2 separate regions of the Homo sapiens genome follow, and region 1 is linked to region 2. Evidence: chromatin contacts called from ENCODE Hi-C or POLR2A ChIA-PET data. All regions are on one chromosome and are shown on one strand. Each heading gives the region's core, a stretch centred on a gene start or an enhancer-like site at or near the end of the contact. The rest is flanking DNA. Distances are from core to core; before and after follow the strand shown. Region 1 overlaps LOC105374903 (a long non-coding RNA gene). Region 2 has its middle 61 kb from the start of LY86-AS1.

What was found. A loop is a pair of places that touch in the nucleus more often than their neighbours do. ChIA-PET counts read pairs that join two places held with the same protein, here RNA polymerase II (POLR2A). Pooled maps may share reads with other maps.
Region 1: a loop to region 2 is called in a pooled map, with 2.1 times the contacts of the local background. The contact joins two enhancer-like sites. A Hi-C loop is called at or near these places in 3 of 50 pooled maps. POLR2A ChIA-PET finds 5 or more read pairs at or near these places in 3 of 52 experiments (T-cell, WTC11 and activated CD8-positive, alpha-beta T cell).

Annotation. Positions count from the first base shown.
Region 1 is chr6:6,876,857-6,882,261 of GRCh38, forward strand. The region is part of intron 1 of LOC105374903 (a long non-coding RNA gene); the gene reads right to left. Among named protein-coding and RNA genes, the nearest start is that of LINC03055, 6.1 kb to the right of the region's middle. Within about 2 kb of position 2,860, at least 4 of the 41 ENCODE cell types and tissues checked have a DNase peak (open chromatin) inside an H3K27ac peak, as active enhancers do.
Region 2 is chr6:6,680,817-6,686,146 of GRCh38, forward strand. No RefSeq gene overlaps it. Among named protein-coding and RNA genes, the nearest start is that of LY86-AS1, 61 kb to the left of the region's middle. Within about 2 kb of position 2,760, at least 6 of the 41 ENCODE cell types and tissues checked have a DNase peak (open chromatin) inside an H3K27ac peak, as active enhancers do.

The DNA of each region.
Region 1 (5,405 bases), core at 1,610-4,109, 200 kb after region 2:
CCTTCATGATAGCCTGTCTCCCACTTTAGACAAGAGAGGCCCCCTTTCTGCTCTCCCATGTCTGATTCCAATTCATCATTCCATGATGGGGAAACTCCAGGGCAGCAAACAAAAGGGAAGCCCCCTTTGATGATAACAGCGCCATCAACTCAGAGTGTTCTGGAGATTTCCCTGGCATTATATATTTGCTTGTTTATTTGTTAAAGGAACACCCATTATTAAAATTTGGGTATTTGGGAATAGTCTAAATTCAGTTATATGGTAGAGGGAAGTGAAAAACAGCTTTTCATCCACAAAGTCACCTCTTATTCTTCCTAATTGCGTGTGTGTGTGTGTGTCTGTGTGTGTTTGTGTGATACAGACAGAGACAGAGAGAGAGAAAGGAAGGGAGGAAGAAAGAAAACTTATCACTCACTAGGGTTAGTATTATGATAGCAAATTAAGGGAAACTTTTGTAAGAATTATTGAATGCTAAAAAAGACTCTTTCCTCACTTTTTTAAATATAAAAAATTCTTTGCAGCTCTTCTTAAAACTCATCCTTAGGAGGTGTCATTAGCTGCAAAGAAAAGCACATTCAAATAAAGCCTGATATTTACTAATGCTGGTCATTTTTACCATAACTCAATTTTTTTCACAACTTCTAAAATTTTCAAGATACATTAGCTAAAGCCCCAGATTAAAGATTCATGTGATTTCTTGAAAAAATGCTCATCATCACTGGTTATCAGAGAAATGCAAATCAAAACCACAATGAGATACCATCTCACACCAGTTAGAATGGCGATCATTAAAAAGTCAGGAAACAACAGATGCTGGAGAGGATGTGGAGAAAAAGGAACACTTTTACATTGTTGGTGGGAGTGTAAATTAATTCAACCATTGTGGAAGACAGTGTGGTGATTTCTCAAGGATCTAGAACTAGAAACACCATTTGACCCAGCGATCCCATTAGTGGGTATATACCCAAAGGATTATAAATCATGCTGCTATAAAGACACATGCACACGTATGTTTATTGCAGCACTATTCACAATAGCAAAGACTTGGAACCAACCCAAATGTCCATCAATGATAGATTGGATAAAGAAAATGTGGCACATATACACCACGGAATACTATGCAGCCATAAAAAAGGATGAGTTCATGTCCTTTGCAGGAACATGGATGAAGCTGGAAACCATCATTCTGAGCAAACTATCACAAGGACAGGAAACCAAACACTGCATGTTCTCACTCATAGGTGGGAATTGAACAATGAGAACACTTGGACACAGGGAGGGGAATATCACACACTGGGGCCTGTCGTGGGGTGCGGGGCTGGGGCAGGGATAGCATTAGGAGAAATACCCAATGTAAATGACGAGTTAATGGGTGCAGCAAACCAGCATGGCCCATGTATACCTATGTAACAAACCTGCACGTTGTGCATATGTACCCTAGAGCTTAAAGTATAATAATAAAAAAAAATTCATGTGATTTCTTTCAGATTTGATATGTTGTTGAATAGGATAATTATCAAATTATAACATTAAAACCTAATTCTGAGGTGGGCGGATCATTTGAGGTCAGGAGTTTGAGACCAGCCTAACCAACATGGTGAAACCCCATCTCTACTAAAAATACAAAATAATTAGCGGGGCATGGTGGTGCATGCCTGTAGTCCCAGTTACTCAGGAGGCTGAGGCAGGAAAATCGCTTGCACCCAGGAGGCGGAGGTTGCAGTGAGCCGAGATCACGCCACTGCACTGCAGCCTAGGCGACAGAGTGAGACTCCATCTCAAACAAACAAAAAAAAACTTGTTCCACTTAGAGTTACCCTTTATCTTACTTTATATTCTCTAAGGTCACTGATATCTTTCCAGTCTTCCTGAAAATACAAGCAAATACTGACACAGATGCTATTTTCTTACACAAAATATAACCAGCTATATATACTCAATGCTTTTTGCTTTTGTCTCTTCACGGCATTTTCTGGAAAGCTTGCCAGGTCTGTGCACAGACAGCAGCCCTGCTCCTTTGCCCTGCTGTGTAGTATTCATGTGTGGGATGTTCACGGATTACCCAGTCCTCTAAAGACGACACTTGGGTTGCTTCCAGGCTTCTGCTCCTACAAGAGATGCTGCCGTGAATAACTGCTCACGTACATCCTTCCATACGTGTGCAGACGCCTCTGGAGGATCAGTTCCCAGAAGCACCACCCCACCTTTTATTGCTAGCAAACTGTTAATCACCCACTGACACCCATGGCTCAGAGAGCCAGACATGAGAAGAGGCATGTCCAGAGAGGCACAGGAAATGCAGCTGCATCTGCCTTCTTTACTCAACTGTGAGCATCTTAGGAGTCTGGACCCCTTCTTATCTAACTTTGTATCCCCATGAATAACTCAATAAATAAACAAATGAACAGATGGTATTCAAACTTAGGCTTCTTTAGAAACTGAGAAAGACAACCTCTAAGCAGAGAAGGCTACTCTTTCTCTAGGTACTGATTAGTGCTTACTGCTATGAAGTTTATGTTTCTACACAATCTAAGAACTCATAACCAGAACAGGGAAGTTATTGAGAACACAGAGCAAACCCCAGCGACCCATTTTTCTAGACACAGTTCATTCCTCAACCCCATGCCTTACAGCAGATTGTCTGAAGAAAATACCTTGGCTGCCTATGCATAAACTGCATTTTGACTACTCTTAACATGGTTTCTTTTTGTGTTCTGGGACATTAATGGAAGTCATCAAATGAAAACAAAATAAGGGGAAACATATTTGGTAAAACCCTATAGTTTTGGAGAGGCAGAGTATGAGGAAAACTCTTTAGTATGGAGAGGCAGAGTATGAGGAAATGAAAGTGTAAATGGTTTGCCAAGAGGTGCAGTGACTCACGCCTGTAATCCCAGCACTTTGGGAGGCCAAGGTGGGTGGATCACTTGAGGTCAGGAGTTCGAGATCAGCCTGGCCAACATGGTGAAACCTCGTCTCTACTAAAAACACAAAAATTAGCTTGGCACGGTGACAGGCGCATGTAATCCCAACAACTGGGAAGGCTGAGGTAGAAGAATCGCTTGAACCCAGGAGGCAGAGGTTGCAGTGAGCCAAGATTGTGCCACTGCACTCCAGCCTGGGCAATAGTGTGAAAGTCTGTTTTAAGAAAAAGAAAATGTGGATGGTGCCTACATGATGATCGTCGCTAACATGTATCAAATCTTTGCTATGTATAGACCACTGTTCTATGTCTTTAAATAAATATATTCTCTCATTTAATCTGCTCCTCCAAAAACAAAAAACAAAAAAACAAAAAAACCCAGCCAAACAAAAACTACACAGTTGTTACTATTATTATTCCCAGTTTCTCAGTTTGGAAACTGAAGCACAGAAATGTTAAGAAACTTGTCTAAAGACACACAGCACTTAGCAAGTAGTGGAGTTTGGATTTGAAGCCAAGCAATGCTGTTTCTTCTCGTGTGTGTGTGTGTGTGTGTGTGTGTGTGTGTGTGTGTGTATTTACTTTCCATGGTACATTAGGTAGAAATGGGTTCATTTGTAAGTTTCAGAAAAACCCAAAAATAACTATAGCTTGTCAGAAATGCAAGTTTGTAGCCAGGCACAGTGGCTCACGCTTGTAATCCCAGCACTTTGGGAGGCCAAGGTGGGCAGATCACAAGGTCAGAAGTTTGAGACCAGCCTGGCCAACACAGTGAAACCCCGTCTCTACTAAAAATACAAAAATTAGTTGGGCATGGTGGTGTGCGCCTGTAGTCCTAGCTACTTGGGAGGCTGAAGCAGGAGAATTGCTTGAGCCTGGGAGGCAGAGGTTGCAGTGAGCTGAGATCGTGACACTGCACTCCTGCCTGGGTGACAGAGTGAGACTCCATCTCAAAAAAAAAAAAATAAAAATAAAAAGAAATGCAAGTTTATATAGCTTTCACATAAATAGTAACGGTCAGCAGTCCAGGGTTGCAATACTGGCCAAGATCGTCAGGAACCCAGGCTTCTTATCAACACAGAGCTTCTACCTCATGGCCCAAAATGGCTACTGAGCTCCAGCTACCACATCCACATTCTAGCCCGCAGCAAGTAGGAAAGAGAAATAAGGACACACCCCCTCTCTTTAATACTACTTCCCAGAAGTTGAACATGATACTTCTGCTTTTAGTCCATTAGCCGTAGCTTTCCCCTTGACCATGCCTAGATCCAAGTGAGACCGAGGAAAGAAGCCTTTGCCCTTGAAAGGTATGCTAAAATTGTGGGTTATCATTACTGATGAAGCAGTGAAGAACGGGTATTAAAGAGTAACTAGCACAGTCGGCCATACAGTAGTAGAGGAGATGCATTCACGGAACCCCAGTGTGAAAAGGCATTTTGAAGAACTCCAGTGCTTATCTGATGCTTAAGTCAATTCCACAGCATTCCTCCCTACCGATTGTCCTCCCCTCCCTACTAAAAAAAGAGAGAGGCTTGAAGCAACCCGTCTGATGTCTGGACATTGCTTCCATCAGTTGAGCTGATATCCAGTTGGTCCTATTTCATCCCCTTGAGGGCATTCACATTAACTCTCAAATCTAAGTTCTCTCAGACCTAAGAATTCAGAACTAATAATATTTGGAGACATTTATCAAGTCCCACCCCTAGACTCCTCTTCTCCAAATAACCACCCACTGTGCTCTCAAATACCCCTCCCTGTCATCCTCCCAGTGTGCTCACAGCTCTCTGAAGGTGTCCTACCTGGAATCCTGGGAGTGGGTTTACACAGAGGCAGCTTACAGCTCTCAGATAAGATGCATCTATTCACCTACATCTACAGTGGCTTCTCAGAGAGCTTTAAGACTTTTGACAGTTGCTTCACACTTTTAACTCAGAGTGTTTGACACCTACCAAAGCTACAAATCCCCCCAGTGGCCGTTTTTACTGTTGATTTGGGGCTCTGATGCAGAACCTGACATCTCCCTATCTTACCTTCTCCAGTTGATGAGGCCTCTTTATAGGCCTGAACCTATAAAGATAGTTGTAAATCCTGAGTCCATCCATCAACAAACCCTCTGTTCCTCCTACCTCCATCTGCAAGTTTGGTAATAACTCTATGACTTCATCCAGCAGAAGACTGTGAAGGGCAGGGTCACCCCTGAAATCCTCCCTCCGGGTGACATTGATTAATTAAGCAGCTGCTCTGTGGCAACAGTGAAAACTGGTTTGGATGTATGTTGCTGCCATAGTGACATCCAAGCAAGCAGCTAAGAACCCCGAGGCCTTAGCTGTTGGCAGCATTTTCTACCAGAGCTTTCCTTCCACAGGGAGAAGATTCCCAGAGCCCTTAGGAGCCAGGATCTGGCGGTTGGGAGATAGCAGTCATTCATGCATGCATGCATTCATTCATTCATTGTTCATTTGTTAAATATATATTGAGGTCT
Region 2 (5,330 bases), core at 1,510-4,009:
CATATTTTATGGAATCCAAAACTGCCTTGGTGTAAGACACACTGTTATTTAATGAAGGACTAAGAAAATATAAACACTGACAGAACTCTATCTGTCACAATGTTTTATCACTTAGACTTTTTAAAGCATATTACAAGAGCTCTTTTAGGCCTAATTGAACTTAGAATTTATTCATCATATATCACTCTTCTGCATGAGCAGAAAAGCAAAGATAGGTAAATCACTGGGTTACAGTATGCCTAAGACTTCACAGTCAGCCTCTAACTCTTTGGAATCACTCTTTGATTCTGGATCTTTTATATCCATGTCTTCCCAGACACTGTTGAACCTCGAGCCATCAAGAGCTTCCAGGAGGGTTTTGGTGAGGCCGTATAGCTTTGAAAAGTGCCAGACAATTGTCTTCAGGATTTTCATCTAAGCCTCTGACACCCATCCTCTGAGCTTTGATGTTCACACAAAGGCCACGGCAACCATGTCACACAGCTGCGATGGGAGTATGGGACCCGGAGATTTCAGAGTGGTTGGAGCAGAAGAAAGCATTCCTCTTAGAATCGGTGAAATACACTCAAATGTAATTTTTACTTTTGTGGTCTTCCACTTCCACTTTTCCCCCCACCTCCAACCAGATACATTTATATACATCTAAGTCCAAAGATAACTCAGGGAAGGAGAAAATTCTGACATCTATAATAAAAAGTAGGAAAAAACACATTTAAAAAAAACATGGCAAACCTATCATTGGGGATTATTGCGTCAGTCTACACTCCAGAATGTCTCCAGCTGGTACACGGTGTAAATTAGCACTGCTGGAAGCTAGGAGTACATGTGGGTTAAGAAGCCTGGGGAGGCTCAGGGCAACAGAAATAACACAGGCGCTGGGGTCAGCCCCAGCTGGGAATGGGTGGCGGCTTTCTCATTTAACTTGCCTGATGATGTCCATGCTACCTAACCTCTCTAAGCTCCAGGCTGCTCATCTATTAAAAGGATGATAATAGTACGTGTCTCACTGGGTTGTGATAAGAAGTAAATCAAGTCACAAATATAAAACACCACCAATAAATGCCAAATATATTTTGGTCCCCCCCCCATTTATCCCGTCCTCAATAAACAGCCCCAGACATCACCCAAAAGCTGAAAATAAATCAGAACCACTCAAAAACAAAGAAACAAAATTGAAGCATGCTTTTGTCTGTGTATCACTGAGATTCATGAATGGCAACTAATTCTCTCATATTTTTCCACCAACACAGAAAATAGTTACAGCTCAACATCGGGAGCAACATCTTTGGGTTTTTGACATTCTACTACAAATGGTGATCTTTTAAAGAATAGTATATGAACATGATCCAAGTCTGTTGAGAAGTGAGTTCAGCCACAACCTTTGGCATTCTTGGATGCAGTCAGACTCTTCCACAGCAGTGGCAAGTTCATGCCTGGGCAGACAGTTGGTGAGGACACAGCCCGATCCCAAGCCCAGCTCACTCCCAGTGGCTTCTCTCCCTCCCTTTCTGTGGGCACACCAGCTACAGTATTCTCCTGCCTGCCCCCAAATACAATGCCTCCACGCAGGGCATGCAGATGCAAACCTCTGCCTTCCAGGAAACCCAGCAAAACTTCCTCCTTGGAGTTGGTTCCAGTAAAAGGTGGAGCTCACCCACAGTGGGCAGGAAGTTGAAAACACAATCCCAAACTCAGCAGCGACTTTCTTCTGAGGCCCTGGTAGCTCAGTTAATCATTTCACCTTGGTTTTCCATCTTTCTAATGGGAGTAATAGGCTTCCCTCCTCTACAAGTATGTTTTGAGAATTAAGTGTTTGGGGAATGTGGCTGTTTTGTATGCTCTGGTGGGTGGAACATTGAGAGAATACCAAACACTACTGTGGCGTATTTGTGGTGAACTGACAGCCTGACCCTTTAGTAAACCACATTACTAGGAATCGCGTCCATCACTACTCAAGGCTTTTATAGGTTAAAAAAAAAATCATGGCCAGGCGCGGTGGCTCACACCTGTAATCCCAGCACTTTGGGAGGCCGAGGCGGGCGGATCACCTGAGGTCAGGAGTTCGAGACCAGCCTGGTCAACACGGTGAAACCCCGTCTCTACCAAAAATACAAAAATTAGCTGGGCGTGGTGGCAGGCACCTGTAATCCCAGCTACTCAGGAAGCTGAGGTAGGAGAATCGCTTGAACCCGGGAGATGGAGGTTGCAGTGAGCCGAGATCACGCCACTGCACTCCAGCCTGGGCAACAAGAGCGAAACTCCATCTCAGAAAAAAAAAAAAAAGAAATCATGTAGTAGATGATTCTCTCTCTCTCTTTACCTCTCTCTTTATCTCTCTCCCCACCCTTTTCTCTCTCCATCTCCTTTCTTTCTCTCCCTCCCTTTCTCCTCTCCTCTTTCCCCATCTCTCCCTTCCTCTGTCTCTCCCTTTCTTTCTCCCCCTTCTCTTTCTCTTTCCCTCTCTCTCTCCTGTTTTTGGTCTGTGCAGGTTCATGTCTCCTCTGTTGTGGTAACAGCACTCCTTTCCTCTGGGCTTTTGCAACACTCTCCCCCACAATACCTCCTCCAATCCCTCTCCTATTTGGGGACCCCAGGCAAAGACCCAGGACTCAGGCCTCCCTGGTTATAACATCCCACCTGCCTCAGCCTGGGTTTCCCCCAAGGCAGAGCCTCACCAGCAGGTAGCTTATTAGAAAGAGGGCACAGGGATCAGGGGCGAGGCAAGGAGCAAAAGTCAATAGACCAATGAGTTAATAAGTCGGCCGCCAAGGTGGATGTCTGGGGGAAGATCTTGCCAGGGTTGTCCCAGCAACCTACAGCGTGCACCTTAGAACTGTCTGCCTGAGGGAAAAAAGGCAGGAACATTTAGCCATCGGCTCCTTCCCCTAGCTCCTCTGCTCCTTATTTCCAGGTAAAGCACATACGAGTATTGGGTGGGTTGTGCCCGTGTCCCCCACCAGAGTTTAGGAGAACTGCAGTAGGAGGCAACCCAAGTCAAGGTGAGCCACTCAGGATGTGACTGATGCCATGGCCAAGATGAGAGATAGTTCTGAGAAAATGCAAGACTTGTACAAAAGCTGTCCAGCGCACCATTCCTGGGTATTCTTCCAACAAAGGCACTTCTTAGAAAGCTGTTTTAACCTTATGACACTTTTAAAATTATAGCATTTCAGAATCCAGGAAACTTGATATAGCTCAGGGAGAGTCCCAGTGCACATTAACATATTACATTCTCTAAAAAGTTCTGCAACTTCTTTATCTCAAACGCTTGTTCCCCATGGTTAATCATCAACCAGAAACAGACACTAGGTCATGCTGCAGGAAAGCTTCCATAGAAAGCAGCAGGTAAGCAAATTTCCTTCAGATACTTTTGTGCAATTGATTCAAAGAGGAGGGTCAGGAATGCCATTTCTCAGAGGAGTAAAGCTCATTCACGCAGAAACAACCTGATACCATCAACAAGAATGTCTATATATTGAAGGTCAAGAATAATGAAAAAACTCAGTGATAATATACACCCTGTTTGTGAGGCACTCATCACATTATGGAACATTCAGGCAGTCCTCACCTTGCATAGTTCCCAAACGCACGAATTTTCATTGCCCTGTGGCAACTGAGGTTAAATAACACCAGCCCCCTAACAACATGGTTCCAATTTCAGTCACCATTAACTGTGAGTGATTGCATGGGGGACAACCTCTGCTGCTTGCTCTGCAGTCCACAGACCACCACGTAATAACAGATGTGCATCATGATCAGTGATTAACCGCATCACGTCCTTCAGTCCTTCCGTGTTATCAGTTCCCACACAGACAGCAAAGCGTGTGGTCGTGCTGCTCTCTTGGCTCCCAGTGACAAACCCACGTGACATTTCACAGAAATGAATACTCAAGAGAGGTAGGTAGCCAATGAAGAGGAAAGTATAGCAAAGAAACAAAAAGTGAGAATGCAGGAGGTGAAAGTTGACTCAGACGTAAACGAGTTTAGAGAAGAAAGAGCTGATGGTGGGAAAGTTGATGCTGTTGTCTTTTGAGAGATTCTGGATGTGTCTTTTGAGGGACTCAGGATAAAGATGCTGGCAAAAACTTCATATTAAAGAAACTCTTGGAGATATTTCACAGCACTGAAAGTGTGCAGGACAAAATGTAGGAAGCCTATCCAAATATAGAAAGGAATGTGACAATTTGCCAAGGCATAGAAAAGATGCCTGGTCCATACTGTAAGTTTCACAATGAGAAGGTGGCAAAGCCCTTTTCAATTTACTCTCCATAAGTCTTTTACAAAGAAATAAAACACTATTTCTCAATGTTTCTCATTTTTTAAATTATGACAGGCTAAATAAGTATTCAATTTGCTATCTTTAAATGTTCTTATACATTTACGACCAGTAGTAAAACAGTTCTTAACACTTTAAAAATTTTTTGAAGATTATGAAACAATCATAATTTTCCTTGTTGCTTCTTAAAATTGCTTCACAGTTTCAACCTGCACAATCATTTCTTCAGTCCCACACTTTCGTGCAAAGCAAAGACTTTACAATGCTGTGATGTTGTAAAGAAAATTCCCGTTGTCCTACTCTGAATCATTTGACAAATGCAACTGAACCCACCACGATGGAGTTGTGTAATACCAAGGTTACATGAATCTTTCTCTCACATAGTTTGCAGTTGAGGAAGAGGGATGGCAAGTCAACCAACATAATGGTTAAGGCTGACATTGATTGATAGCTTTCTGTGTGCTGGGCACTGTGCTGGTCCTTTTGTTACAGTGCATTGCCTCCAAGGTGGAGCTTTAGGAGGGGGATGATAATGAAAACTTCGGAGACCATGGGGACTTCATCCTTTAGAGCTTGGGTCCTCGTGCCTGTGTGTGAAGAAAGGCCCAGCCAGGAAGGCAGCGTCCCTCTTTTCTGCCCACACCTACAGGCTCCCAAGGCAGGGCCAAGGTGGATGTGAGGCCTGAGACGGGAACTCAACACAGCAGTCCCCTGTCATAAGGACAAGACTGGAAGTTGGCCAAGGTTTGCCAGCATATCATCGCATAAGATGCAAATGCCCGGGGATTCTTCTAACGTGGTGTTAGGCAGATGTACTTCATATCTTCTCCCTGTTTATCTAATTTCATGAAGGCACATTTCAGGAGAGTAAGCTGCCGCAAAGGGTATACATTGTGCCTTGGAAAACTCCCGGGCATGAAAACTATAAACCAGCCATCCAAATTACCTTCACATTTAGGAAATCATTACTGTTGATACGATGTGTCTTTGTTGGATCGTTGTATCTTGGCAGTCTCTTCGAGCCTGTGCTTTTTAGCCTTCTCTCCACCTGTAC